2 separate regions of the Mus musculus genome follow, and region 1 is linked to region 2. A link is a loop called in an ENCODE intact Hi-C map of the cell type or tissue named here. Cell type or tissue: heart. All regions are shown on one strand. Each heading gives the region's core, and the rest is flanking DNA. Links, peaks and the distances in the headings are about the cores only. Region 1 has its middle 14 kb from the start of Lyrm7os. Region 2 overlaps Cdc42se2 (CDC42 small effector 2).

Region 1 (15,412 bases), core at 3,456-11,455, 51 kb before region 2:
CACATGAAATTAAAATTTCAACTCCTTTCCACTCCATAGACCTGCTCCTCCCTGTTAATTTATTTACTGTGTGGATGGGGGAGGGGTGCGAGGCATGAGTACCACAGTGCACACGTGGAGGTCAGAGGTCAACTCGTGGGACCTGGTTCTGTCCTTCTACTACGGATGTTCTGAGGATCAAGCTCAGGTTGTTGGAGCTGGCAGCAAGCACCCTTACCCCCTGAACCATCTCATCAACCCTAGATCTGTCTCTTTTCTCCTTTGCACTAATCTCAGGTACATCTATTCCTTCCTCACCTCCCTAGTGCCGAGATGACAGGATGCACCATGTGATTAAACATTTGTTAGATGAATGAGTCATGGCATCAGTCCCCATTTGTGCAATGCAATGAAAGCCTAGTGCTTTGTTAGATAGCTAAACATTACCAGTTACTAATATCTCATCAGATGGGGATCGCAGTATACTCCCCAGGCAGATCTCAAGTCCAGACGATGCTCCAGCCTCAGGCTTGTGAGTAGCTTGGGAGTACAGGAGTGCTCTATGAAGCTCAGCTCAATGTCTAAGTGAAACTGTGCTTTCTCGTCTTTTGTGCACACAGCACACAACTAACATTCACTCACTGGTGTGCATTGTCACATGGAAAGAATCGTGTCCATAGTGAGAGCTGAAGGCTGGGCCCCAGCTGTGGGAAAATGCTCAGAAAGGGGAATTGAGTTCTGGATTCTTTTCCCCTTGTGCCTTAGCAACGCCTTTGTGTGGGCAGTGATGACACAGTAAAGGAGCACGAGACAGTCCTTTTGTTGGCTTTGACACTCCTGCTTGCTTATTATAGTCAGGGGATGCTGTCTTCTGAAGCCAGCAGCTAACAACTCACACGCTTTTGCATTTTCTCTAGGGAAAAAAAAACAAACAAACTCCCCATATGTTGCAAAAAAGCTTGTCCATTTTTTTTCTTTTTTCCTTTTTGAAAGAATCTCATGTAGCCCAGGCTGGCCTCAAACTCACTGTGCTGGCTAGTTTTTTTTTCCCCCATCAATTTAAGGTACGGTCATCTGGGAAGAGGCAATCTTAATCTAGAAAATATCTCCGTAAGAGTAGCCTGTAGGCAAGTCTGGAGGGTGATTGATGTGGGAGGGCTTAGCCTGTTGTGGGTGGTGCTACACTTGGGTTGGTGGTCCTGAGTCCCATAAGAAAACAGGCTGAGCAAACCGCAAGGAGCCAACTAGCTAGCAGTGGTCCTTCATGGCTTCTGCTTCAGTTCCTACATCCAGGTTCCCTGGCTTCCCTCAGTGATGAGCTTAATTCAACTGCACGGCAAAGTAAACCTTTCCTTCCTCAAGTTGCTTTTGGTCATGGTGTTTTATCACAGCAGTAGAAAACCTAAGACACTTGCTATTTAGCCAAGGATAACCTTGAATTTCTGATCCTGCTTCGACTCCTTAGTGCTGAGATTACAGCCTGGACACGCACATCCTGTTTAAAGGAATCTGGTCTAAAAAACACAGGTCTTTTTGCTCTCTACAGACTGGGCACACCCCATGCATTTCTTCCCGAAGTTTTAGGATTCATTTGTTGTGAACAATTCTCCTTTGAGTGACTTGCAACCCCAGTGCCAGAAAGACTGGACTGGATCAGCACTCAGAGTCCCGCACACAGGGTCAGCTTCCTCTGTGTGCTTACCTTGAAGTTCCAAGGAGGACCCAAGGAAGAGAAGGGAAGGGCCCACTATAGGTTAAACCTTTCTCTCTCTCTCTCTCTCTCTCTCTCTCTCTCACTCACTCTGTGTGTGTGTGTGTGTGTGTGTATGAAAGAGAGAGAGGGGGAGAGGGAGAGGGAGAGAGAGAGAGAGAGAGAGAGAGAGAGAGAGAGAGAGAGAGAGAGAGAGAGAGGCTATACTAGACACATGCTTTACCATAGAACCCACACTCCCAGTCCAGGCTTGATGTTCTTTTTTAATTATTTTTTTAACTCCTGTTTCTGTGTGCGGGTATATACATGTATACACGTGTGGACAGGTGTCTCAGGTGCGGTACTTACAGACAGTTGGGAGCCACCTCATGTGGTTGCTAGGCATCAAACTTTGGCCCTCTGTTGGTCTAGGAGCTTGTAACCATTAAGCCATCTCTCCTGTACACTCACTCCCCATCTTGATCTGAATGATCTCCACATTTTAGTTAAGCACAGGGCCCTGAGAATTAGCCAATTCCCCTCTGAGAAGGTGGTAATTTCTGAAGTAATGATTCTTGGTGAAAATGGAGAAGTTGTGCTGTCAGTAAAGTCCCTTGTAAGTTGAGCTGTGTCCTGGTGTCGCCCTGGAGCCTTGTAATCTGTTCCGACCAGTGGACTTTGATGTGGATACAGTTGTTCTTTGTCTGTGTGCAGCTCCTGCTCCTGGATCACACCTGTACTTTATACCTTTACAGGGCCCGTAGTTATGTAACCATCCTTGCACATCAGCCTACTGGAACAGTGGACTCCAGGGAATTACTATCACCCAGGTGTCCCAGACTGAACCCAGGGCCAGCTAGAGGGGGGAGTTTACATCCCAGGAAGAGTTCTGATGACTTACAGTTCACCTTGCAGGAGAGACTGCAGCCCAGTGAGTGATGCTGGGCAGGTCACATCTCAACCATGACTTTTAGCTTTAACCCTAAGTCTCATGTCAGTACCCCACAGTTGAACTCAGAGGTCACTGCCCCCTCCTCCCCCTTATTTACTTCTCTTCACAATCCGAGCCACACTGAGGGACTCTCCTTCTCTGCTTCTCACTAGCACTTGCCTCATAGAGTTTTGGGGACCGATGGCTGAGCCAGAACCTAGGCTTTCACTCTAAAAATTCCAGTTAGATCCTGACAACAATGGATGCCAGGAGGTGATGCACTGGAAAGGAGCTGTGAGCTTAGAAGTCAGTGAACTCTCATTTCTCTGAGGGAGGATCTGAAGTTGAAAGCAAGTGGATGAAAAAAAAAATCTAACTGCACATTCTAAGAAATGTGTAAGAAAGCTAATCTAGCATAATAATCACAGATTCTGGGGTGGGAAGTTACCAGGGGCAGTAACCCATGGATAAAATATCCAGGTCCTGTTTACCAAGGATGCTATAACAACTCAGATTCTGTGTGGACTTACCTTGCTGTCAACGTATAAAATGCAGAAAATGCAAGACAGAGCCTCAGGGGAAGAGAAACATTGGAAGGAAAAGCAAACATGGACAGAGCCACAAGTGCAACCAGACAAATCGTGACCCAAGTCGGGCAGGGGATGTTAATCCACCTCTCAGTGTGGATAGGATGAGCAAGCTCAAAATATCACAAAAGAGGGGCTGAAGAGATGCCTCCGTTCTCACAAGCACGGGGATCAGAATTCAGATTCCCTAGGACTATGGGAAAGCTCAACAGAGGAGTGGAAGAGAGAGCTCGCTGATCTATCAGAGGGCTTGAGTTCAGATTCCTCACCTACATCAAGTTGGTCACAAATGCCTGCAACTCCAGCTCCAAGGGAGCTGGTTTCCATGGGTATCTGCACACACAGACACACAGACAGACACACACAAGCAAGAAGCCCTTAAACAAACAATAAAAGCTGGACATGGTGACACATATGGAACGCCTGTGCTAGGGGTGGGGCAGAGGCAGGTGGTTTCTCTTTGGTTAGTCAGCTTAGCCAAATCATGAGGTTCAGGTTCAGTGACAGACCCTGTTTCAGAGAGTAAGCTAGAGAGCACCAGTGAGGTGGTTCAGGGAGTAAAAGTGCTTGTTTGACAACCTGAGGACAGCCCGTTCCATTCCTGGAGAACCAGGAAAAGGTGGAAGGTCTGAACTCACTCCACGAGGTTGTCCTCTGACCTCCACACATGCACATGACATGCACACAAACACACACAAATGAGAAATCCAGAAGGGCTGGAACTGCCTACGCATGCCCTGGGCCTGGCTTTACACAATACGATTGGCAAACTTGGATTAGTGGACACACGAAGAGCACTGTGCCTCCCACTGCCAAAAGCATATGTACATCAGGCTCATGAAGAACATCCTCAAAAATCAGAAATGAGCTAGGTCAAGTATACTGGGTCCTAGGTGGAGCAGAAGGCCAAGGGGTCAGTGGGATGACCAGAAAGTGCCAGGATCCCAAGAGCAAAAGAGGCTGTAGAGGGATTTGTTCCAGACCCCTTTGGCTTCAGTTGTAGCAGTGAGGTCTGCTTACCCTCTAAACAAAATACTCAGAATTCTTTGAAGGAGGTGGGTTCACTACAACCAACAAGCAAGGGGACTCAGGGAAACCACCAGAAGTGACAGCAAACACTGTTCCTAAAGCTTACAGAGTAGCTTTAAGGACATAACTGCATATGGCAGCTTTAGGGGAACAGAGCAACAAGCTAATGGGGTGAGGATGGATGGACAAATGCAGCAGATTGCAGAAGCCATGAGAGCCAGGAAAGGAGACAGACAATGTCTGGGAACAGGTACCCAACTATTTCTCCCAAAGAGGGGCCCCTGAGCATCTTCAGATTTGCTTTATTCCAGAGCTTACAGAAGTTATTAGCTTAGGTGGACATTTTAAAGATTTATTTTGTTTTCATGTATGTGTACATGAGTGTTATCTGTGTGTGGGTATGTGCACATGTGTGCAGATACCCGAGAAGGCCAAAAAAGGGGCATCAGATCCCATGATGCTGGAGTTAAAGGTGGTTGTGTGCCACCTGATGTGTGTGCTGGGAACTGAACTCAGATCCTCTGCGGGAGCAGCAAGTGTTCTTAAGTGCCGAGCCATCTCTCCAGCCACGGTCACAGGTTTCTCTGATGTGTTTTTTGTCTTATTTTGCTTTATCTTGCAGTTTGGGGGTATCCACCCAAGACCTCCCCAGTGTTGAAACAAGAGTTCTTTGCCTCAGCTACACCTTCTTGTTGCCTGGTCTTTTTCCTTTCCTTCCTTCCCTTTCTCCCTCCCTCCCTCCCTCCCTTCCTTCCTTCCTTCCTTCCTTCCTTCTTTCCTTCCTTCCTTCCTTCCCTTCTCCCTCCCTTCCCTTATTCCCTCCCTCCCTCCCTTCCTTACCTTATTATTTGTGGTCTATGTGGTTGTTTCTCTGTGTAACCCTGGTTGTCCTGGAACTTACTATGTAGACCAGGCTGGCCTCAAGTTCAGAGATCTGTCTGCCTCTGCCTCCCGTGCTGGGATTAAAAGTGCACACACCACCTTGGCATCTTTGTGGTTCTTAAGTGTGTGTCACAAGTTTCAGCTTGACACAAACCCCGAGACACCTGAGAAGAGAGAAACCTCAAAAGAGGAATTGCCTAGATCAGAGCGACCTGTGGTCATGCCTGTGAGGCATTTCCTTAATCTCCTGTTGATGTTGGAGGACCCATCCCAGGATGGGCAGCACCATCTCTAGGCAGGAGGTACAATTCGTATGACTTAAGCTTTTACCAGGACAAACAAAATCTCTTTCTTTCTAAACACTCTGTGTGTGTGTGTGTGTGTGTGTGTGTGTGTGTGTGTGTGTAGTATGTCAGGATTCATGCATGTGTAGAGGTCAGAAGACAACTTGCTGAAGTTAGATTTCTCTTACACTATTTGAGTCTGGGACTCAAACTTAGGTCATCAGGCACGGCAGCAAGACACCAAGCACTTTGAGCCATGTTGCAAGCCGTGTTGCTGGCCCTTTTTTTCCCCTGTATTAATTAGGTAATTATTCCCTCCCCCACCCGAGTAATATTTTATCTAGATGCTATGATGGTTCCTCTTTCACTTTAACTCATCTGGGTGTGAACAAGGATGTGGGGGCCGGTTGTTATTGCTTATGTAATGAAGACTGTGGTGAGGCCGTGTGCCAGGCTACCAGACATATTCCCCTTTGCATTCAACCCTTCTGTAACCACCATCCTCAGTAGGAAGTGCCCCACATCGCCATGTTGAACGCTCGCTGCCATAACTCTTCGTCTGAAATTAGTGTGACTGTAACTACTTTTTATGAGCTCAGTGCTATTTCCTGATGAGCCTTTAAAGCTGTCAAACTATGTTTTAGATAAGCCTAAAGCCTGGCCTGGTGACACACACTTATAATCCCAGCATTTAGCAGGCAGAGGCAGGAGGCCCAGGAATTCTAGACTAGCACTAGCCCACATAGTGAATTCAAAGCAACTGTTGTCTACATGAGACCCTGCTCTGCCCACTCCCAAAAGCATAAAAACATATCATTTGATTAATGACTCTAGCGGAACCACAGTTCTTCATAGGAAGAACCAAGTCAGGCCCAGAACTAGAACAAGGACTGAGGAGATGTCTCTGTGGTAAGAGCACTTCTGGGCAAACATGAAGACCTGAGTTTGAATCTCAGCACCTACATAAAACAAGTGGTGTGGCTATGGATGCCTGTAGTCCCAGAGCTGTGGGTGTCAGAGCAGGAGGACCTGTGAGGCTTGCTGGCTGCCAGTCTAGCTCCAAGTTCAATGGGAGACCCTGCCTCAAGGGCATAAGGTAAAGAATGGACAGCAAGACATGCGACATCTCCTCTGGCCTCAGAAAGCGCCTTACTCTACCAACACCACACAGGCGCGCGCGCGCGCACATGCGCACGCACACACACACACACACGCACACACGCACGCACGCACGCACGCACGCACGCACGCACGCACGCACGCACGCACGCACGCACGCACATATACTGCTCCAGGTTCAGTTCAGGACCCTGTCTCAGGCCAGGTGGTGGTGGCGCACGCCTCTAATCCTAGCACCCTAGAGGCAGAGGCAGGTGGATCTCTGAGTTTGAGGCCAGCCTGATCTCCAGAGTGAGTTCCAGGACAGCCAGGGCTACACAGAGAAACCCTGTCTCGAAACCCAAAGACAATCAAAAAGACCCAGTTTCAAAAATAAATAAATAAATAAATAAATAAATAAAGTGGAGAACGTATGAGGACAACACTCAGAGTTGACCTCTGGCCTGTGCATGCATGCTTGCACGGGCAGCCACACCCACATACACAAACATGTATGTATACATGCACACACATACACAAAAGGGAAAAAAAGAAGTGGGTAATTGGACTCCTACTTTCTGTCACATTCCAAAGCTACTCCATTTGATTTGGTGACTTATTGTCAAAAATAAAATGAAATAGGGTCTCACTTATGTGTCCCTGGATGGCTTGGAACTCATAGAGATCCACCTGCCTCTGTATCTTTATCACTGGGATTAAAGGCAAGTGCCACCAAGCCTGGCTTCAAAAACCAAACAGTAATAAAGGGCTTCATAATAAACATTTCTTAAACTGCACGTTACACTCAGTGGTACTATTAGTAGTCACTCTTTTTTGATTTGAGACAAGGTCTCAAGTGCCTCAGGATGTCCTCAACCTTACTATGCAGCTAAGAAAGACCTTGAGCCACTCTTCCTGGGATCTGGAGTGAGGGGAAGGGAGCCCCGAACTTCTCATAGAGATGAAAGCAACACTTAAAAGCTGAGCCGTCTGGGCTGGGGCTGGGACTCCGGTGGTGAAACACTTGCAAGGCCCTGAGTTCAGTTTCCTGGGAGTGAAATGAGAGGGCTGGTGAGATGGCTCAGCAGGTAGAGCTGGATGTCAGTACGTCAGTGTCAGTATGTCAGTATGTCTGACTACCTGAGTTTCATCCTGGGGACTCAAATGGTGAAAGAAAGAAAAAAAAAACTTTGAGTATTTTTTCTTTCTCTTTTTCTTTTTCTTTTTCTCTTTCTTTTCTTCCTTCCTTCCTTCCTTCCTTCCTTCCTTCCTTTCTTCCTTCCTTTCTTTCTTTCTCTCTTTCTTTCCTTTTCTTTTTTTTCTTTTCCCTTTCCTTTCTCTTTCTTTCTTTCTTTCTTTCTTTCTTTCTTTCTTTCTTTCTTTCTTTCTCTTACCTTCAAAAGCATACCATGGTACATGCCTTTCCCTCCAAAAACCAAAACCAAAAACCAAAAAATACAAAACAACAACAACAACAACAAAAACAACAACAACCCAAAAACAAAACAAAAAACAAAAACCCCCAAGCAATGAGCATATACTTAATAAACCCATCTTTTCAAAGGATACGGAAAGGCATGCAGGAGGCTTGAGTATGTGTTGCTAAGTGAAACAAGCAAACCAGGAAATCAAACTATGAGACTCTGGCTCCATGTCAATCTGGTAAGAGGCTAAGCTGAGGACACAGGAAGGCCAGTGCTTTCCAGAGACGGTGGGGAGGGCGAGGGAAAGGGCTGGGTATGTAGAACATAGGGAATTTTTGAGCTGCAAATCTCTTCTGGATGAGACTGGAGTGGGTGGGTGTGTGGTGGGGTGTCAAAACAGTTGCAAAAAACCCAAAATGTTCAACAATTTAAGAGAGTAGCTTAAATTATGTTAGCTGCAGCTAACAATAGCGTGTGCCGGGCAGATTGCCACATGTGTTCTCCCATGAGGCCTGCTGAAACACAGTGAGCTCCAGGACTCTGTGAGCAATGAAGTACATTGTCTCACAACATAGCAACAAATAAAATCAAAACGTGTATATACGTAATCGACTGTAAAAATGTATACTGAATTAATGCAAGCTGTAAAAAAGGAGAAGAACGGGGCTGAAGAGAAGGCTAGGGTGCTTAAGAATATAATCTGCTCCTCCAGAGGACCCAAGTTCTGTTCCCAGCACCCAACGTCCTTCAACTTTTGATCCCTCCTGGCTGCAGATCTTGAGTGCTGGGATTGTAGGCATGCACGACTATTATTTTCTCTTCTGTTGCTGTGACAAGAGACCATGGCCAAGGCAACTTATAAAAGAAAGCATTGGCTTGGTACTATGGTTTCAGAGGGTTACAGTCCATCATGGTGGGGAATTGTGTCAGCGAGCATTAGATAGGGTGGCTGGAGCAGCAGTCAAGAGCTCACATTTCAGTCCTCCAGCAGGAGGGAGAGAGGCACACTGGGAAGGTTGCAGTCTTTTGACACTTCAAAGCCCACCCGCTAGTGACACACCTCTTCTGACAAGGCCACACCTCCTAATTCTTCCCAAAGTGTTCCATCAGCTAGGCACGAACTGTTCAAGGATATGAGCCTACAGGTGCCAATCTCATCCAAACCACTATAGCTACCATGTCTGCTTTTAGAGGCAGCTGGGGTCACACCAAGGACTTTGTATATTCAGCAAGCATTCCACCAACTGATCCCCATCCATAGGTCCCTAAAATGTACTTTAAAAGAATTTATAGACACAGTAGAGCCACATGAAACAAGTCTAAGAAAGTATTAATATGATGTAGCTACTTGTTTGGGCTTTGGAAGATTTTTACATTTTTATTTGTGTGTGTGTGCGTATGTATATGCACAAATTGCGCAGGTGCCCATAGAGGACAGAAGAAGGCATCAGATCCCCTGGAGCTGCAGTTACAAAACACTCTTATTCACTGAGCCAGCCATCTCGCTAGCCCTGTAGCCAAGGCTAGCCTCTGAGTGACCCTTCTGGTCTCACATCCTGAATCCTGGAATTACAGGCATGTGCCACCACGCCCAACTCTCTGGACATTCTTAGCAACTAAATCACTTGTTGTACTCGTCATATATCTCATTTATTGTTTTACAGCTTGTCAGTTAATGAAAAATGAAGGTAGAATTGAAATAATTTCTTGATAAGCAAAAGAATGTTGGGCAGGGCTTACCTAGGATAGGAAGCTCTGTTGAGAGCTTCTGTAGGCGGCTTCCTCCCCCATCCCCCCGAAGTCAGGAAATTCCTGTGGAGAGGAGTTTTCTAGTATAGACAACCAATTTCATGAAAACTTATGTGTTTTCCCCATTTAAAAATTTCCCAGGAATCAGCAAAACTATAAAACTGTTAACATCGGATCAAATGAGTTCATTTTCTTTCTCAAAGTGTCTTCTAAGAGGTTCTAAGATGAAAAAAATCAATCAAACAAACAAAAAAAAACAAAAAACAAAAAACAAACCAGAACTGGTCCATTGTGTCTTTAAAAGATTTATTTTTACTTTTATGTGCACGAGTGTTTGTCTGCTTATATGTGTGTATATCACATGTATATTGTGTCCACAGAAGCCAGAAGAGGACGTTGGATGCCCTGGGACTGGAGTTACAGGTGGTGGTGAGCTGTTGTGTGAGTGCTGGGACACAAATCCAGGTCCTCTGAAAGAGCATCCAGTACTCTCAACCATGAGCTGTATCTCCAGCCAGATTCCCACATTTATATCACTGTATTTGCCTTACCTTTTAGTAGAATGGAATATTTGCAGAAGGGAAACATGAAAAAAAGAAAGGAAAAGGTTGTGTGGGAGACTACATTCACAAGCAACAGAATATGGTATGGAAATTACCTTGTCTTGGCTGCATCTTGTGTGCACCATTACTGTTCACGAGGAGAAAATCCTAACTAATGGCAAACTGTTCAGATTAGCCAAAACAAGCCAGAGAGCAGAGTACAGAGGTGCACATCTGTAATCCAAGCACTCAGGGGGTGGACACGGGAAGATTAGGAAATCAAGGTTATCCTTGGCTATGCAACAAGTTAGAGGCTAGCTTGGGTTACATGAAACCCTGAATCCAAAATTAATAATAAATACATAAATAAAGCAGGAAAGATGAGTCTTCAGGCCTAGGGTAGAAGAGTTTGTACTGAGATCAGGCCTTGGGTTTGATCTCTACTGTGACCGTGAACAGATGAAGACATAAACCAGAAGGAAACTAACCTGCAGAACCGCCGAGGAAACAGAACAGCAGACATAGCCACGACGTCCCTTCCGAGCTCTCAAATTCCACCATTAATGAATGAGTGCCACGTGGAGCTTATCAAGGAAATATGTGAAGCAATACAAACTTAGAGTGCAAAGGTTATGTATGAGACATTAACCCTGACTCCATAAATGTCACTCTCTTTGGTTTATGAGTTGTCAGTGTATTTAAGCACAGGAGTGTGCAGGTGCCTGTATGTGTGAGTTCAAATTGATGGTTGGATGTATGTCTTCCTCTATTGCTCTCTACCTTTTTATTTATTTAGTAATTTATTATTATTATTATTATTATTATTATTATTATTATTATTATTATTATTATTAATTAGGCTGCCAGTGAAACTGAAACTTGCTGTTTTGGCTAGCCTGGCTGTCCAGCATGACCCAGGATCTCTCTCTCTGTCCCTGGCACTGGGGTTAGAGGCACTTCCTACAGCACCTCGCTTTTGCATGTGTGCTGAGGATCCTGACTCGTGCTTATATAGCAGACACTTAACCCACTGAGCTAAACTGCAACCTCCAAGCTACATCATTGACTCACTTGGTCTTTGTGCCTGACTCATTTATTCTCTCCAGCTAACTTCAGGCACCTTAGTATAATCTGATCTCTGTCTCAGAAGCCCCAGCGTTGTTTCCTGTATACACACACACACACACACACACACACACACACTTTACACTTCACACCGTGCACTCAGTCACTAACTCTCATCACATTTTCTCATGGCTCTCTGAGTTGACACATGGCTCTTCCACACTTAAAGACTTCCACCCCCATTTTGGTAATTCCTCTAAATTGCATCCTGTCCTTTAGGAATCCTTTCTGGACTTTCAGAACTGGAGTCCAATGTTCTTCATCAGAACTTTGACTAGAATACTTAGCAAAGCAACTTCCTCCTCACACAGCATTGTGGAGCCGGAAGCTGCGGTTGCAACATCTTGATTCAGCAGCTTCCTGACTGATTGGGAGGAAGGAGGCTGCAGAGCCAAGGGCAGAGGGTGACTAGTCATCCCTGGGAAGGCTGGCTTGAAGTCACAGTCAAGACCAAGAGCTGTCTTCTCAATGAGCTGTTAGAAGCAGTTAAGAGGCAAGACATTTGTGGTCCAAGGGGTGAGCCTGAGAAGACCTCAGAGGCAGAGTGGGCAGGAGTAGGGTGAGGAGGTCATAGATGCTGTGTTGATCCTTTTATTGATCTTCAGATTTCTCCACTCCTCATACAATAGACAACAAACATTATTGAATTGAATTGGACCCTGCTAGAACAGCCTTTAAAATTCTTCTTCTTCTTCTTCTTCTTCTTCTTCTTCTTCTTCTTCTTCTTCTTCTTCTTCTTCTTCTTCTTCTTCTTCTTCTTCTTCTTCTTCTTCTCCTCCTCCTCCTCCTCCTCCTCCTCCTCTTCCTCCTCCTCCTCCTCCTCCTCCTCTTCCTCCTCCTTTTCTTCCTCCTCCTCTTCCTCCTCCTTCTTCTTTGTGTGAGTGTGTGTGTGCATGCGCACACAGGTATTTGTGAAGGCCAGAAGAGAATGTTGGATTCCCTGGGGCTGGAATTCCCTCCTCACCTATAGTGTGTGTGAGTGTGCAGGTATTTGTGAAGGCCAGAAGAGAATATCAGATTCCCTGGAGCTGGAGTTACAGGTGGTTGTGAGGTGCTAATGTGGGTGTTGTGAACTGAACTTGGGTCCTCTGGAAGAACAGTGTGCACCTTTAACTACTGGGCCATCTCTCCAGACATATCCTCCCTTCCTCTCTTCTTCCTTCCTTCGTTTCTTTCTTACTTTTGTATGCATGAATGTGTGTGTTGGTGTGTACTCATGCCATAGTGCATGCACGGATGTCAGACAACCACTGTGGAAGATGAACTTGTCTTTCTACCTTGCAGGTCCTGGGTGTAGCTGAGGTTGTCAGGCTTGGCAGCAAGCAACTTTACCTACCAAGTCATCTCGCAGACCTATAGACTATTCCTGTGTAGTGGTGCACACATGATTTCCCAGCACTCAGGAGGCATGGTGAGGGAATTCTTCACAAGTTCAAGGCTATATTATCTGGAAATCTCTCACGGGCTTTTTCGTTGTCCTGCCTATACATATATGAATGTGACCTATTTTTTCTACCTGAGTCACCGGGAGAAAGATTACTTTGAATCATCTTTGAAGGTCTCTTGGGGCCTTAGGTTTAGCTGAAGTACCAAAGAGTATTTATATGTATGGGATGTATGTATGTATGTATGTATGTATGTATGTATGTATGTATGTGAGACAGGGTCTTAATATGTAGCCCAAACTGATTTTAAACCTTCCATCCTTCTGCCTCTGCCCTCTCTAGTGCTAGGATAATAGGCATGTGCTGCCACATCTGGTGAATCCCAGAAATGTGTGTGTATGTAGAAATAATAAGTGTGGCCAGGGGCAGTGGTACTTACCTTTAATCCCAGCACTCAGGTGGCAAGGGCAAGCAGATCTCTGTGAATCTGAGGCCAGCATAGTCTACATAGTGAATTCCAGGGCAGCCAGGGCTATGCAGAGAGACCCTGACTCAAAAACCAACCAACCAACCAACCAACCAACCAACCAACCAACCAACCAACCAAACAAACAAACACAATAATGAGTGTGTTTGTAGTGCATTCTTGTTTCACTATTTTCAGACCTTAGTTTTGCACACTAGTTATATTGATTGAGACAAAAACAAACATGTGGGCTCTCAAGAGTTTATTTCAAGGTCTGTGAGGATCATAAATGTTTAGTCAACAAGTAGTTATTTTAGAGACCAGTATATGTTCTCCCGTGAGACTTCATAGTTTCTGGGGACCACTCTTCTTTGCTTTTATTTCTTTATGTTATGAAATTTGAAATCAGAAGTCAGTGTATTGCTTATACCCTGGTCCCCTGATTGAAGTGTGAGTCTTTATAACTAAGAACCAATGGCTTGAAAAAACTCTTAAGTTTGGTCTTTATCAGAGTGTAATGTATATGTATGTATATTTTCATATATCTGTAGTTATTCTCTTTTCCTTTATGTATACTTATTTTATAATTAATGAAGAATGGAAGAGATTTGATTGAAATATTTCTTTAAATGTCTAATACTGAATTGGCTGATCTCATGCCCATAGCTTCATGTTGCCATTGAACCCCTGAACATAATTACTTTAAACTGAGATATGTTGTAAATAATAAAACAAAACAAAAGCACATGGGGCGAATGAGATGGCTCAGCAGGAAAAGGAGTTTTCACCACACCTGCTGTCCTGAGTTAAGCCCTGGAAGGACAGAATTCATTCCCACAAGCTCCATATATGTACCATGACACACCGCTGCATCATGAACATATACACTGTCTTGGTTATCATTCACTGTTGACAGAACCTAGAGTCACCCAGGGAAAGAAGTCTCAGTTGAGTAATTGTCTTTACCACTCGGGTCTGTGGACTTGTCTGGCAGACATTGCCTTTTTTTTTTTTTTTTTAATTTATCTATTATATGTAAGTACACTGTAGCTGTCTTCAGACACTCCAGAAGAGGGCATCAGATCTCATTACGGATGGTTGTGAGCCACCACGTGGTTGCTGAGATTTGAACTCAGGACCTATGGAAGAGCAGTCGGTGCTCTTACCCGCTCAGCCATCTCACCAGCCCCAGACATTGTCTTAATTGATATAGAAAGGCCACACAATGGACAGGTCCTGGGCTGTATAAGAAAGCTAGCTGAATGAATGATTGACTTCTGGGAAAAAGAAAATCACTTTTCTTTAAGGATGTGGCTCCTGGCAGGTCAGTCATACCTCAGTGGATGACTTCACACCAGGTTTGTATGGGTAGCACACTTTTGAGTTCATGGGTCATTTAAAAAAAAAAAAAAGACAAGAGGTTGTGGGAAGTTGAGGGTTAGAGAGGTGAGGGTGGATCTGGGAGGGGTGAGGAGGAGGGGATGGGATCAACTATGTCTTTTTTTTTTTTTTTTTTTTTTTTTTTTAAAACTTTTTCTTTTTTTTTTTTTTTTTTTTTTTAAGATTTATTTATTTATTATATGTAAGTACACTGCAGCTGTCTTCAGACACTCCAGAAGAGGACATCAGATCTTGTTACAGATGGTTGTGAGCCACCATGTGGTTGCTGGGATTTGAACTCTGGACCTTCGGAAGAGAGCAGTCGGGTGCTCTTACCCACTGAGCCATCTCACCAGCCCGGGATCAACTATGTCTTATGAGATGCTCAAAGAATTAGTTTAAAGAGTAGGCAGGGTCTACCTAACCATGAGATTGAGCCTGTAGGACCCTCCAGTTCCTCTGCTCTGCCTTAGCTGTGAGTGAGTTTCCTGGTCCAGGGAAACACTTCCTGGACTTCCTGTCCTGATTTCCTTCAGTGGTGGACTGTGATCCGGAAGTACAACCTGAAATGAACACTTTCCTCCCCTAAAGTAGAATTTTAAAAAAAAATGCAGAAACAGAAAGCAAATGCTAGAACACACACACACACACACACACACACACACTGAATAAAATTTTAAAGTACATGCTGAATTTTGAAGTCTTATTTTTTTAAACAATGTAAGATGTATTTGAATGAAAATGAAGACATGGAAGCTCCTAGGTGTGGCTGAGGAGAAGGTTGTTATTGTAGGTAAGAGGGAGAAAACAGAGGCTTCTGGAAGGGTCCAGACTGAACTAGGCCGTGAAAGAAGAGAATGG
Region 2 (15,412 bases), core at 3,256-11,255:
TTTTGATATGCTGTATATCTACTGTGGGTGATGGTACATACCTATAATCCCAGGCCAGGAAGATTGTGAACTCAAGGCTAGCTTGGGCTACACAGTGACTTCAAGGCCAGCCTAGACTAGATAGAGAGAGCCTATTCCACAAAATCAAAATAATCCTGGAGTGGTGGTACATCCACCCTGTAATCCTAGCACCTGGGAGGTGGAGGTTGAAATTCGGGAGGAGATCAGGGCCTCCTTCATTTACATTACATGGCAAGTTTGTGGTTAGCCTGGCCTGCTAGAGCTCCCTTCTCAACAAAACAAAACAAAGCAAATCACCCCAGAGCAACACAAAAAAAAAGACACATATGCTAACTTCCAGATTCTGGTTTAGAGTCTTAAAAAAGTGTATGTTTGCCTGTTCATATGTGTATGTATATGCTTATGTATATGTCTGCCTGCTTTGGGGAGGAGGAGTTTTGAGTATACTATAGCATGCATGTAAAGGTCAGAGGACAATTTACAAAAGATTCTCTTCTACCAAGTGGGTCCGGGGTATAACTCAGATTGTCAGGCTTGGTGACAGTCACTTCTACTAGTGGCTGTAGATCTGGAATTAAATAGGTTGTAAAAATAGTTAAGAAAGATCTTGGTTTGGCCTTGAAGAACAAAGCAGAAAGACAGGAGGCAGGAATGATATACTCTTGTTTTTTTGCTTGGGAAACAAGGTAGAAGAGAGAGTGTAGGATACAATAAGGTGGATAGAATTGAGGTAGGAGAGGGGTAAGGAAAAGTAGAGTTGAGTTAAGCTGAAGGCAGAGGGCATACATCTTGTGTGATGTGTTGCCTGCTGTAGACTCTGCATTACCCTGAAGAACATGTAGGCTGGAGAGCTTTGGGCTGGGAATGTGGGTTTGAGTATCAGCAGTATACATCATCAATATACATATGCCCCATGAACCCCAGGCTGAAGGAAACAAGTTAAGGAGCCTGTATGGACTGAAAAGACTCCTGTATTCATGTGTAAACAAGTAAAAACTGCCAAACTATTTAATTTGAAGAGTGAAAACTGCCCTCCCTGCGCGAGCACCACTCAGCTTGTCACAGTATCTAGAATTCCCATTATTCGTATTTCCCTTTGGGTTAAAACACTTCCTTTCTAGGAGTTGCTGTTAAAATGTCGTTGTTTCTGAAGGGATAAACTTTTAATCTGTTACGGTAGTGTTCATATTTTTAGATCACTAACCTTTATTTTGGAATTCAGATAGAAATGTAAGAAAGATTAAGTTTGGAAAACATGATACTGTCCCAAAAGTGAGATTAAAGAGGAATCTTAGACTTGGAGCCTGGGTTGGAAACAGGTCGTGGTGAGTTGGTGGAGCAAAGGAATCCTGTCACCAAAGAGGGACTGTGAGAGAGCTGGGGAGCCAGCATACTTTGTAACCCAGCTCTTGGGAGGCAGAGGCAGAGGCAGAGGCAGAGGGGCAGAGAGAGAGGGGCAGAGAGAGAGGGGGGCAGAGAGAGGCAGAGAGGCAGAGAGGCAGAGGCAGAGAGGCAAGAGGACAGAGATTTCCCATGCCAGCCTGTCTAGTGTGGCACTGATCCACAGAAGGAGGAGGAGATAGAACATTTGAAAATGAAATATAGGGGGAAAATCAGAAAGCATTTCAGTTATAAACAAGGGTGGTCATGCAATTTATGATTAGGTAGAATTTTAATATAATTTGTTATTTGAACTGGACATCCTGAGATAGAGACAGGAATGACCATGAAAACAAGTGTAAATTGAAACCATGATGGGCAGTCCTTATACAAGGTTATATCTATTTCATTTGTAGCATAATGAAATATTTAAAAATTCAGTTGAGTGTCAAGCATTATACTGAATTAAGTGGCACTTCTGCTTGCTTCTGCTTCTCAAGTGCCTGTGCCACCATGCCCAATTTATAAGTATATATATATTTATTAGATTATCTGGAGTAGTTTAATAGGAATCAAGTTCTGCTAATGTGAGTTTCTATCCATTTGGGAAAAATGAAAACTAAGTAAAAAATTTTCCAGTAAGACCTAGGGCTCTCCCTTACAGTTTGATCGGTTTAAGCTTATGACTTTTGAATTACAGTGGATTGGTACTTAAAACTTGTAAGAGGGTGTAAGGATTAGAAGGAGTCATAGCTGGGTTTCTGCTATTAGTGGGATCTTTATTTACTCTCCACTGTCCTGATAGTAGATACTGAGGCAGGACATTATACTTTGACGCAGCAGTGACACAGAACAGTGTCCCAGTGGTTCTCCTCATCCTCTGGTCTCACTGGGTGATGGAGAACATGTTTAACTTTTCTGTGACTGCCTGGATGTGTTTGAAGATGTCAACTCATTTAAAGAGAATCCTTTTTTTATTCATGGCACTTTGATGGATACCTTGGAAAACAAAAGTTTCTGTGCGGAGAGTGCTATAATCTCAAACTCAGCTAGAGAGGTATTGCAGCGTGTTCCGTCTCTTCACGGTGAACAACGGCCAGGCGGGAAAGTGGCATTCAGTGCCATATAAAAGCACCACCACATGCCAGTAATGGGTTCATGAATGTTCTTTGGGTGAGTACATTAAAATGTAGTTTTAACTGACAGTGAAATGATTAAAAATATTTGATTCTTACAAAATATAATAAGGGAGTAAGGAACTATACTGACTAGAATTGAATAAATAAACCTATTCAATTTTCTTTCGAGAGTGCTCGATTACACTAGGATCCAGTGATGTTTTAGCATATGCTTTCTTTGTGATCAACAATAGTGTTTTTAGTACTTAGCATTATATACATTTCTGAAAATCTTTTCTGAAAAGATTGTAATCATGTGTCAAGCATTAAAACGATCCAGCTTTCCATGGAAGTGGGTCTTGATATCAATTATCAATCTGCAGTGAGTTATTAGTTCTAAATAGAATAATTGCACAATTTAAAAGTGTTCAGTTTGATAAACTTTGCTATATATATAGGCCCATGAAGTGATACCACACTCGAGCTACTGAAAATCTGAGTCTTGGAACAGATAGCGGGCCAGAACTTGCCTGGGTGCCCAAGGCTGTGGTGTTACCCTAGCACCACAAAAATCACTGTAATGAAAATATCTGTCACCCCAAAAGTTTGGTTTCAGTCTTTGTGAACTTCTTGCCTCCCTACACCTATTGCCAGGCAGTTGATACATCTGCTCTTTGTTACCAGAAATTAGTTTTTGTTTTCTAGAATTTATATAAATGGATTTTATAGCATTCTCTCTCTCTCTCTCTCTCTCTCTCTCTCTCTCTGTGTGTGTGTGTGTGTGTGTGTGTGTGTGTGTGTGTATGTATGTGTGTGTGTGTGTGTGTGTGTATACACATGCATATGTGTTTGTTTCCTCAGTGCTGGAGACCCTGGATTTTGTGCATGTTAGCCAAGTGCTCTATCATGAGTCTGTAGTCAGTACGGGTGGGTTTTGGATGGAGCATAAGTTTTTTGATTCATCCATGTTGATGTATGTTTAGTAGTTAATTATTTTTATTCATGTGTGTGTGTGTGTGTGTGTGTGTGTGTGTGTGTGTGTGTGTGTGCGTCTCTGTCTGTCTGTGATTCACATGTCAATATATAAAGGCCAAAGGAATGTTATTTTTCTTTGTCACTCTATCTTAAAAAATTACTTTTACTAATTTGTTATATGTGTGTGTGTATATATATATGTGTGTGTGTGTATGTATATGTGTGTGTGTGTGTGTGTGTGTGTGTGTGTGTATGTATGTATGTATGTGGGTGTATGGTACATGTGTGCACATGTGTGGAGATCAGAGGGAAGTTTGAAGGAATTGGTTCCCTTTCACGATGAGGATGCCTGAGATTGAACTTAGATGTGACAGCAAGTGGCCTTGCCCAGTGAGCCATCTCACTGACCCCCTCTGTTGTGTATTTTGAGGCAGTTTCTTAGAACCTGGAGCTTGGTATTTTGGCTATCCTGGCTGACTGGCAAGTACCCCGAATCCACCTGCTTGGCACCCTTACTCCTGGGGTTAGAGATGCGTACCACTGCATCCAACTTGTGTGTGCTGGCCGTCCATACTCAGCTCTCCATGCTTGTATGGCAGCCCTTTACTTTACCTGTGAGCCATCCACAGCCCTAGAGCAGTTCAGTCATTGGTACAACCAGGCATGCTCAACCAACTTTTTTTTTGTTGTCCTCTGCAAAGTTCACCATTGAGAACCAGGTAGCTAAGACACACACACTAACAGACACACACAAAATCTCAGACTGTGCTAAGTCCTTTTGCAATTCTGTATTGGATTGCATTCATAGTTATCCTAGGGCTTACGTGGCATATGGCTGCAAATGCCTGAATGAAGGTATATTCCTGTTTATCCATTCACCATTCACCTATCTACAGGCAATTGGGATTGTTTCCTGGATTTTGCTGTTCAAAAAAAAGGCAATCTAAATAAAGTTAAAGTGATTTTTTTTCTGAATTAGGAAATACTCATAATCATAAAAGTTTTGTCTGAGAATTGAGTACTTTAAAACAAAAAGGGAAGTACAATAGGATTCCGTCTCTTTCTCTATCCCCTGTGGGTGTGGTCTGATCTGCTGGCAGCCTGTGCTTGGCTGAAGTTCAGTTGCTGTGATTGGGTGAGGCTCAGCTGCTTGTTCTGCCAGTCAGTTAGGTTTTCTGCTCATTTACATAGTGAGTTAGGTGCATTTCTTTAATTTCTAAAAATTGTATAAACTTTTATTTATTAAAAAAAACCCTTTCAAATAAATAAAAACACTCACCAAAATTAGCCAGACCCCAACTCTATACAACCTGATGTGTTTTGTAGTATAGGAATGTAGGAACTCAGCTCAGAGGATTGATTGATTTTCTTTTTTGCTTATTCATTTTATCATGTTACAAATACATTGCTGTAGTTTTACAGATGTACACTACTGCTTCTTTAGATAAATATGTAGGAATGCAATGGCTGCATTGTATGACAGAGTATGTTTGTGTATATATTTTTAAAGGATCTACAAAATTAAAAAAAGAAAAAAAGATTGGCTATGCACTTCAAGCTTGTCCCAGCAGCATTTGGAAGACAAAATTAGTTGTTTTTATTTTTGCTGTAGTTTTTGGTGCTAAGGTTAAACCTGGGGCCTTTTGCATGCAAGGCAAGCCCCCCACCTACCGAGTTACATCCCTAGCCTACCACAGTGTAAAGAGTTGGATATACAGACAATTTCATCAAAGAGGTTGATGTCTAAGGAGAAGCTGTTGTTTGTTTGAATGGCTAGAATTGGAAGAGAATGACTTCTAGGGGGTGAAGACATTGGATGGATAATGATGACGTGAGTTATGGTGTCCCTGAGGTGAGCGAGAGTGAGGAAGCACTGGTTAGATCACCAGTTGAGCTGCATGCTAGATCTGAGGCCCATTGTTGCTTATAGTGTATTATGTGTTTATCTGGATGTTTGTGTATGAAGAAATTGCTTATCTTTAATGTAGGCTTGGCCACACAACCTTGGCTACTCATTTTCAGAATTAGAACTCAAATCTGCAGCTTTCTGACTCAAAGTTCATGTTTTTATCTCATTTTATATTCCTAAGTCAGAAGAACACATTTGACTTTGACAGTAATACAGTGTTCTCTCTGAGCTATTAAAAATACATATCAGACTTTGAAAGTTCAGATGTTTATCAGGTCCAGACAGTAACTGTAAAGTAAGTTACAGTGGAGAGAGTGACTAGAGATATCTGTGGATGGAGAGCCACAAAGCCCATGCTCATTGATTAATTCAATCTGATTTTGCTCCATGTAGGAGCAGACCTTAGGTGGTTTGATTTCATTTTCCAAGACAGATTAGAAATCTGACTTTTTTTGTGAAGTCTTCAGATTTATCAATGTAAGAAGGTGTCCTTTCTTTAACATAGTGTGTATCCATGGAAGACTTGTCACCTGGATTCTGTGCAGTGGGCTACCATTGGTCTGAGTTATACCTTGCATAACATGGAAGCAACAATCAGTTTATATGATGAGAAGAGAGTGGTGACTCTGTAATAAGTACATTACATGCATTAAAAAGTAGGTTGTTTGTTTAACCATGGTGCTAAGTGTGCTCTAGCATTTGGGTTCAGTTTTCATTTGTATCAGTTAATTACATAGAGGGGAGAATTGCTCCCTGCAGCTTTGGCTCCTAACTGCATGCTTTTGTTTTCAGATAGGGCCAGTGTTGAGTGAAACAAACGCAGAAACCAAAAGAGAAGACGTCTTCAAGGAACAACTTATGCTAATGAGTCTGAAGAGTCTCCTGTGTGTGTCTTTCAGCATAGTCTCCATTCAGAGAGCTGAGTGAGTGGCCACATTGATGAGTGGTAAGTCTGTCCACTGATGGCTAGATATGGAAATGATGTCCACAAAACCAGTCTACTCTGTGTTCTGAGCACTCACCAGCAGTCAGTTCATTTTGTTGGTGTTCTCCCTTCCAGTATTACTGTGTGGCTTTAGAGTGTGGCTTTGATCTTCAGGGTAAGCAGAGCCCTCCATGGCCTATGGTTTTCTCTTCTCTCTCAGTGACAGTTGTTTATCATCTCATGGCCATCATCTTCTAGTTAGTCACAATACGTTCCACATTTTATCAGTATAATCACCCAGTGGTAGTTGTCTATTCTCTTATTAAAAATCTACTGGAAGCTAGGTATGGTGGAGTATGCCTTTAATTGTAGCACTTGGGAGGCAGCAGCTGCCTGGTCTATATAGTGAGTTCCAGGATAGCCAGGACTACATAGACTCTTTCTCAAAGGGGGGGGGGGGAGTGGAGGGGAGAAAAGACCTGAAATTTTTTTCTCTGCATAGAAGCGTGTTTATCCATTCTGCCATGTGGTCCACTACATATAACAGAATGAGGATTGCTGAGGACAATGTGAGATAAGAGGCCTTCCAGCACAGTCTCAGGTTAGAGAACACAGACCCCCTCTGGGAGGAAGGGTGTTTCCCAACACACAGTCAACATCGGCAGTGACAGGGAACTTGAGAGTTCTGGAGAATTTTTTGGCTATATACTTTAATTAAAATAGAATACTGTTTCTCTAAAGTAAAGGGGAACTTAAAGCTGGCAACCATATCAACCTTTTAAAAATAGAATGTACTAAGGGCAAACCAATTATGAGAAAAAACACGAAAGTATTTTAAAGTTCTTCTGCAAATACCACGAGTGAACATTTCATGTAGAGCTGGACAGCTGTAAGAATTGAAAAGCAGAGGAAAGCAGTTGTTTAACATGAATCCAACCGTGTTGACAACACCAGAGTCACTGGTTCCGCTTTGATTGGAGTCGATAAGATGCCAGTAATTGTGTGTGTTTAGATCTGGGCCTCTCTGAGCCTTTTCTCTGACCTGAAGCACATGTGTAGTTGGATCCTCTGGGGAAAGTGTCCCCACCCTCCTTTCCTGCCTTCTCACACTGTAAGTGTGTCACTGGGGAACAGTCTACAGTAGGCTCCCAGGAATGTTCCCAGCCTAAATTCCTGTCTTTAAAACCATTGGTATTTTAAGGTTCTTCATGCTACAAAAATTTCAGTGCCCTACCAACACTGAAACTACTGCTTAATAAAAATCTGGTCTTGGTTTTTATTTTGCTATTGAGTATTTATCTGTTTACATTCAGTTGAAAATAACTAGTCTTCATAAATTTACATTAATGTTTCTTATAAGATAAAATCAGTCATAAATTGCCTCTCAGGAACCAGCCAGCAGTTGTTAAGAATTTTATGGAAAGAGGCACAGGGCATGAGGTCCTAATGAAAATGGAGGAGTCTAAACCCATCTATAAAATTCTCCTCCCAGCAGCTGTCAGGGCCCTTAGTACAATAGCAGAGCGAGCGGATCCTTTCAGTTTCCCCGTGTCTGTTTGTGAAATTATTCTTGGTTGTTAGAGAGCACTGAGTCTTTTCCCCAAGTGCTTACTCTTTCGAATCCTCGTTTCTCAAGACACATCCAAGCGTGAGAGCAACTGTCGCTCATGGCCACATCACTGATTTTACTTACACTCATTTGAGAAATCACCTGCTAGGCTAAGGTTCATTGCTGAGCAGTAATCTCCATCATGACTTCTTACACTGTTCATAAGGCTGAGCGTCTGCCTTTGTCTCGGTGTTTAAGTTGGCAGAAAGGGATGTGAGTGGTTGTGTGCCTTGGGAAGGGAAGGGTGGAGCATAATCCTCACTGTGAGTTTTGAGAAGAGATAATGAAATCCTTTATATCCTTTTCCATAGACCAGCATTTCAAAGACCCCATTTTCATAAGAATTGGTTGTGCAGCTGCAGCCCTGGCAACAAGGCTCTGGGGAAAAGAATTGGGGCAAATTTCCAAAAACAGGCCTCAGTGGTCTCCTATGGAGCTGTGCTAATGAACCAGATGAGAGCATAAAGCCTTCATAGAAGTAAGCCTCGTGCTGTGTGTTGGATAGATGTTGAAATCTTCCACATGTATTTTACTATTTAAAAGCTACCAAAGCTGTCATAGCTATTTATTCAAGAGCAGCTATGTTATAGTCTGAGTATAAAAAACTATCCTTACAAGTTAATATTTATTTCTGTGAATTATATCTAAAATATAGTTGTTGCTGCCCATTTTTGGTGAAGTCTAAATGTTTTCAAAACATGGTGCTAGATTTATCAGATATTTTAAAGATAAGATTTGCTGCTGAAGAGACTGCTTAATAGTTAAGAGCACTGGCTGTCTTTAAGAGGATCTTGGTGCAGGTTCCAGCACCCACATGGCAGCATACAACATTCTGTAATTCAAACTCCAAGGGATCTGAGGCCTTCTTCTGGTTTCTGTGGGTACCAGGCATACGCAGTGCACATGCATACATTTAGGTAAAACACTCATACGCATAAAATAAAAATAAGTATCTTTAAAAAGAACAAGCAACATTTTAGGTTTATTTTTAATAACGTTAGGTTTTAAATTGCCAGATTATTTTCATATAAATTTCCTGTGATTGTTGATTGTTCTAGAATGCTTTTAGGTAATACAATTTGTTAAACATATTTTTTTAACACTGACATAGCTGTAAAAGCTGTCATTAAGCCGTAATTCCGTAACTTCTTGGCCACCTGACATTAGGTTATACCTGGGTTTTTGTTTTTTATCCTGTTTTAAGAAGTATTTCAGTGAAGACTTTTAATGCACATGTTTTTTTTTTTTTTTTTTTTTTCCTTTCTCTTGAGTTCTTTATAGATTACTAATTGTGAAAATTCAGGTTGCTTTCATAAAAACACTGAAATTCACATATATGGCTTGCCAGTGCCTTAGTTATGTTTCTGTTTCTGTGCTGAGACACCACCTTCAAAGCAACTTACAGAAGAGTTTGTTTGGGGCACATGGCTTCAGAAGGTTAGAGTTTAAGACAGGGTCGTGGATGGAAAGGAACTGGTGGCTGGAGCAGCAGCTGACACACAACAGGAGGCAGAGGGCAAACTGGGAGTGACACTAGTCTTTTGAAACCTTAAAGCCTGCCCCCATTGACACACCTCCTTGAACAAGGTCACACCTCTTAATCCTTTCCAAACAGTTCCATCTTCAGGGGAACAAGTATTCAAACTTGAGCCTGTGGGGGCTATTCTCATTTCAGTCCCCTCAGACATTTTTCCTGTTCCCTTCCCAACACTGAACACAATCACAATTTAAAGTAGAATACATATGAAACAGTAGTTGCCTTTTGGGCTTTATGGCTTTTTTGTTGGTTTTTTGTTGTTTCTTTTGGTTTGCTTTTTGTTTTTTGTTTTTGAGCAGATTGTAGATTGGCTTTTTTGTTCTTGTTTTTTTGTTTTTTTTAAGACAGGATTTCTCTATGTGGTCCTGGCTATCCTGGAACTCACTCTGTAGACCAGGTTGGCCTGGAACTCTTGATATTGGCCTGCTTCCCAAGTGCTGGGATTAAAGGTGTGTACCAACATCACCTGTTAAAAAATAGTTTTAATATATATTTGAGTACAATGTTAAAAAAGACCTAGAGAGACATGCGGAGAAATACAGTAATATACCCTCTATGGGCTTCTCTAGAGAGTTTCCAAACATTTCTTTAATTAGAAGCAGTGAACATTTTACATTTGTCATCTTCCTCTGTGGGTTTTCATATTTGATATTTCTCTCCTGAAAATCCATGAGTTATTTTTGGCTAGTGCCCTCAAGTATCTCTCAAAAGTTAAGTTTCCCATTTACATACATATAGTGTAATGTGCTTTGGGTCCTGTTTATAGCCTGAACCTTCCTCATAGATTAATGCCCCTTCCTCTCTGTGTCCTTCTCCTTCTCTTTAAGAAAAGGTTTAGAATCCACACTAAGCCAGATGTTAGGCATTCTGTAGACACCGCTTCTCAGTTATCTGTTTCAACTATGAAGTTAATTTTGGTAATATAATTGGATGCAGATTTTTGTTAAAAAACATACAACTTAAGCCTGCTGTGTGTACAGTCCTAGCTACCATGGAGACTAAGGTGGGAATATTGCTTAAGCCCAGGAGTCCAGGTGAGCCTAGGCAGGACAGTTTAGGCTAAAAAGCCTCAAAATAAAGAATGTAGGAGGGATGAGGAGAGGGGTGGCGCTAGGAAGAGGATAGTGTTCCGAGTGAAGGGGTTTCAAACAGGGGGCTGGAGAGATGGCTGGGTGGTTACAGAGGAGCTACGTTCTGTTCCCAGCACCCATGTAGCTTACAACTCTGCATCATTCCTGTTCCAGAGGATCCAGTGCCCTTTCTTGATCTCCTAGGCAAAGCACTCATATACATAAAACAATAAATAGAAAAACACTTTAAATTGAAAAAATGGTTAAAGTAAGAGAACTCGTTACAGAGTGTGGTATAATTCTGTTGTCACAGATTATTATTTTTTTTTTTTTTAAAAAAAGGTTTCCACCTAAAAACTCATTTGACAGCTGAAATGCCTTATTTACTGGAGGAAAATATCAAGTTGGCAAGTCCGAGGGACTTGGCACCATGCACATAGGGATGAAGCGCAGGCCCAGATGAGCTCTTGTCCCTGGGGAGTAATCTGAACCAGGATTAAAGCTGTCCTCCACCCTGCCTTGTTTACACCCAGATAAGCCACTGCAGTTTGTGTTGAACTGGCTTTCACATCCCAAGGGACTGATAGGGACTTCTTTGCCTGGCCAGGAGGCATGGATTACACACACATCTTGTTTGTGAGACCTGCTCCGTTATGTCCCCTTTTGCTCGGAGGACATGCTAGAAGTAACTTGATAGTGAATGTCATTCCCTTCTAAACCTTTATGCACCTCAGACATCCAGAGCCTTCTGTTTGTAGAGGAGAAAACGTGACAAATAAATTTAGTATACAGTTGTTTTAGTGAGACTTATTGAGACTTACTAATTGATGCAATAACCAAGTTAGAGTTACTATTTGAACTCTCTACTAAGAGTTTTCTGTTGTACACTTAATATATTCTGTGGGCATATAAATTATGTATATATTTAAAATACTTTGGAAGATATCAGGACATTGCTATAGAAAGGAAGAATTAATTTAATTGGTTTATTTTTTTCTCTACCTTGATACCAGTTTTGCTTTATTTTCTCTTTTAAATATAAATGTAAATAGACACTTTTTTATGTGTGTTGCTCACTCTAAGAGAGGGAACCTGACTAGAAAAGTCTTTGTCCCCATTCTACTCAGGGTAGCACTAAGAAGGCCAAAGAGAAAAATGGTAGCGAGGGCAACAATAGTAACATAGCAACAGTAGTGAAAACCAGTTACATAGGAAAGGTATTAAACACACACAGCTCTGTAAACTTCCCAACCATATCTCTAGGCAGTCTGTATTTACTTACTGAATCCTCATGTGTACCAAAGAGATAGACAAAGAGATATGAAATCATTTCATAGAACAGCAAAATAAGGTGTACAAAGATCAAATATTCTGCAGTTCTAAGCCAATTTATTTGTGACATCTTAATGTGTAGCCCAGGCTGGCCTCCACTAACACTAGCACCAGCCAGCTGTTAAAATTCTAAACCAGCATTCCATACTCCTCTCTACCTTTCCTCTAGATACCAGGGTTCAGGGTGAATGGATGTATCCTGTCCATGTGGTATAATAATTCTAAGCCAAGGAGTTAAGTTAACATTCACACTTGAACTTAGGCATTTTACTTTGTGGCTGTCTAAACAACAGTAAATGCAAACTGCTCTTAGGGAGCACTGGACTCACATAGGAAACACAAGCCTCCAGTCATGATTAGTTCACAAAAGAGTTAAAGGTCAAACTGCAGTGATAGACTGATTCTAAAGTGTATGTAATAGGAAATAGGATGACCTCAGAAATCGGACTAACAGTAAAAGCAGGCACTTCCATTCCCAACTGCAGGTCTCACCTCGGTGGAGTTGGAGATTCACAGGGGACAAATTGAAGTACACATTGGATTATAGATACAAAATTAAACCTAGGAGAGCTAGAATAGACAGTTTATATGACTTTGAGGAATATGTTGACATTTCTTAGGCAGAACACAAATAATAAAAGATTTGATAGAGTTGATAGAGTTGATGCATCAGAGTTCATGCAAGCTAAACTCTCCAAAAGACATTTGTATGAAAGAAAAAGATATGAAAAAAATACTCATATGTAGTGGACAAGGGAATTGCTCTAGAGTATATAAAGAACATGGTTTAATTAGAGTGGAACTGAGATTACAGTAATAGTACATAACTAAATTTTTTGTTGTTGTTTTTGAGACAGGGTTTCTCTGTGCAGTCCTGGCTGTCCTGGAACTCACTCTGTAGACCAGGCTGGCCTCCAACTCAGAAATCCACCTGCCTCTGCCTCTCAAGTGCTGGGATTACAGGCATGCATCACCACTGCCCGGCTGAACATAACTAAATTTTAAAAATGGGCATTGGGAATCTGAAGAGGTGGCTCAGGTTTGGTCCTCACATCTGGGCAGTTCACAGCCTCTGAAGTTGAGAGCACCTGCATGCCCATACTCACATGGGACACATACATTCACATAGTTAGAAATAATAAAAATATATCTTTTAAAAATGTGCATAGATCTGAAAATACAGACCCAAGCAAAGTGTGTGAGTGTCAGTAAACATGAAAATATTTAATGGGGCTGGAAGGATGGCTTAACAGCCAAGAGTGCTTGCTTCTCTGCTAGTTGGTTCCTGGTGGCACCTAAGTAACCACGTGTAACTGTAGACCCAAGGGACCCGCAGGTGCCTGCACACACAGCATTCACTCACATGGATGCATACAAAGATAGTAAGATCTTTTTAAGAAAGAAAATATAATTAATATCATTAGTTACCAGGAAAGGGTAAATTAAACCAGAGGGACACTGCTGTCCACCTTAATGACTAAGATGAATGCTGACCGTAGCATAGAGAATGGCAGGATGTGGAGCAGTGGGCCTCTCACACATGACTGAAGGAAGGCAAAGTGATAAAACCAGGTCATGTCAGCATATGTACATGACTTAAAACTTTAAAAAATTTACATGCATCTATCTGTCTCTCCATTCATGCATTCATTTGCTTAGTGTAGATAGTGCCCACAGAGGCCAGAAGAGGGTGTTGGATCCCCTGGAGCTGGAGGCACAGGCACTACCTAACATAGGTGTTGAGAACTGAACTCTGCAAGCCATTTTTAACCACTGAGTCATCTCTCTAGCCCCATTAAATGCTGAGCATAGTCTGTCATCCATTTACATGAGTCAGTGGGAAAGACTAGTGTCTAACCAGTCATTTCCATAATTGCATGCACTCCTCTCTACTCTTTGAGACTAGTTCAGTACAGTGGCTTCTTTGGGCTTTGGTTAACCACACAGAAGTATATCTGTAAACAGTATACAGCTTATAGTATATAAAACTGTATATAGTATACAGTTGGAAACTCTTCCAAGAGATATTATATTATAAATCATGTTCAAAGAACAATTTCAAGCTGGGTGTGGTTGCCATTCCTATAAATTTAGCATGTAGGAAGTAGACCGACCAGAGGGCTGGAGAGATGGCTCAGCAGTTAAGACTGACTGCTCTTCCAGAGGTCCTAAGTTCAATTCCCAGTAACCACACGGTGGCTCACAACCATGTGTAGCGGGATCTGATGCCCTCTTCTGGTGTGTCTGAAGACAGTTGCCATACTCATAAATAAATAAATCTTAAGTGTTCAGGGTTGGGGCTGGCGAGATGGCTCAGTGGCTAAGAGTGCTGACTGCTTTTCCGAAGGTCCCGAGTTCAAATCCCAGCAACCACATGGTGGCTCACAACCATCCGTAACGAAATCTGATGCCCTCTTCTGGAGTATCTGAGGACAGCTACAGTGTACTTACATATAATAAATAAATAAATCTTTAAAAAAAAAAAAAAGAGTTCAGGGTCACTTGGGTCACATAAGACCCTGTCTCAAAAGGCTGAAAACAAGGGGCTTGGGAGATGGCTCCATTGGCAGTGTTAACTGTGCAAGCATGAGTGACCAAGTTTATTCCCAGCCTTCTATAAAAGCCAACGGGCACAGCAACATGTGCCTATATAACCTCAGAGCTAAGGAGCCTATCCTGGCTCCTGGCCAACCAAACTAGTTTAGTTCATGAGCTCCAGGTTCTGTAAGAGAGTGTGCCTCAAAAAAATACAATGGTGTGTGACTGAAGACACCTGATGTAACTTGGCCTTTATTGTAATGTGGAAAATAAGAGTCTGGGGAGATAGATTAGTTGATAAGGCAAGGACCAAAGTTTGATTCTTCAGAACCCACATTAAAATTATGGGGCTGGAGAGAGGGCTTGGGTTAAGAGCTCTCCTAGAGAACTCAAGTTCAGTTCCTAGCACCCACATGGAGGCTCACAGCCATTTGTAACTCCAACCCCAGGGGATCTAGTGCCCTTTTCTGGCCTCTATGGGCACCAGGTAGGCATGCCCAGTGCACATACACACATGCAAGCAAAATACTTGTACATAAAAGAATTAAACCTTAAAAATAGAGCCATTGGGGGTGGGGGGCTGGCGAGATGGCTCAGCGGTTAAGAGCACTGACTGCTCTTCTGAAGGTCCTGAGTTCAAATCCCAGCAACCACATGGTGGCTCACAACCATTCGTAATGAGATCTGATGCCCTCTTCTGGGGTGTCTGAAGACAGCTAGAGTGTTCTTACATATAATAAATAAATAAATCTAAATAAATAAGATTGGGGGGTAAAAAAAAGATTGAAAAAAAAATAGATAGAACCATGGGCATGGTGGCACCCTAGTACTGGGGTTTGCTGTCCAGACAGCCCAGCCTGCGGACATTCCAGTCCAGTTTGAGACCCTGTCACTCACACACACACACACACACACACACACACACACCGCAGACACAGAAGATAGCTCCTGGGGAATGACCCTTGAGCTTGCCCTCTGACCTTTTCATGCACACCCCC

Evidence for each region. Peaks named below come from ENCODE experiments on the same cell type or tissue, not always from the same donor. Only the 100,000 strongest peaks of a DNase experiment are listed, where the experiment ranks them.
Region 1: it touches region 2 in a loop (8-fold over the local background); 2 of 42 quality-filtered maps call a loop at or near these places.

The regions. Positions count from the first base shown.
Region 1 is chr11:54,798,263-54,813,674 of GRCm38, reverse strand. No RefSeq gene overlaps it. Among named protein-coding and RNA genes, the nearest start is that of Lyrm7os, 14 kb to the left of the region's middle. In heart, for the core only: no CTCF peak of the experiment used is centred there; DNase peaks (open chromatin) are centred at 5,814 and 8,164; H3K27me3 peaks cover 323 bases.
Region 2 is chr11:54,747,343-54,762,754 of GRCm38, reverse strand. It overlaps Cdc42se2 (CDC42 small effector 2), which reads left to right. Exons shown (of 6, transcript NM_178626.3): 2 at 6,196-6,349. Among named protein-coding and RNA genes, the nearest start is that of Cdc42se2, 33 kb to the left of the region's middle. In heart, for the core only: no CTCF peak of the experiment used is centred there; DNase peaks (open chromatin) are centred at 4,604, 6,930, 7,380 and 11,054.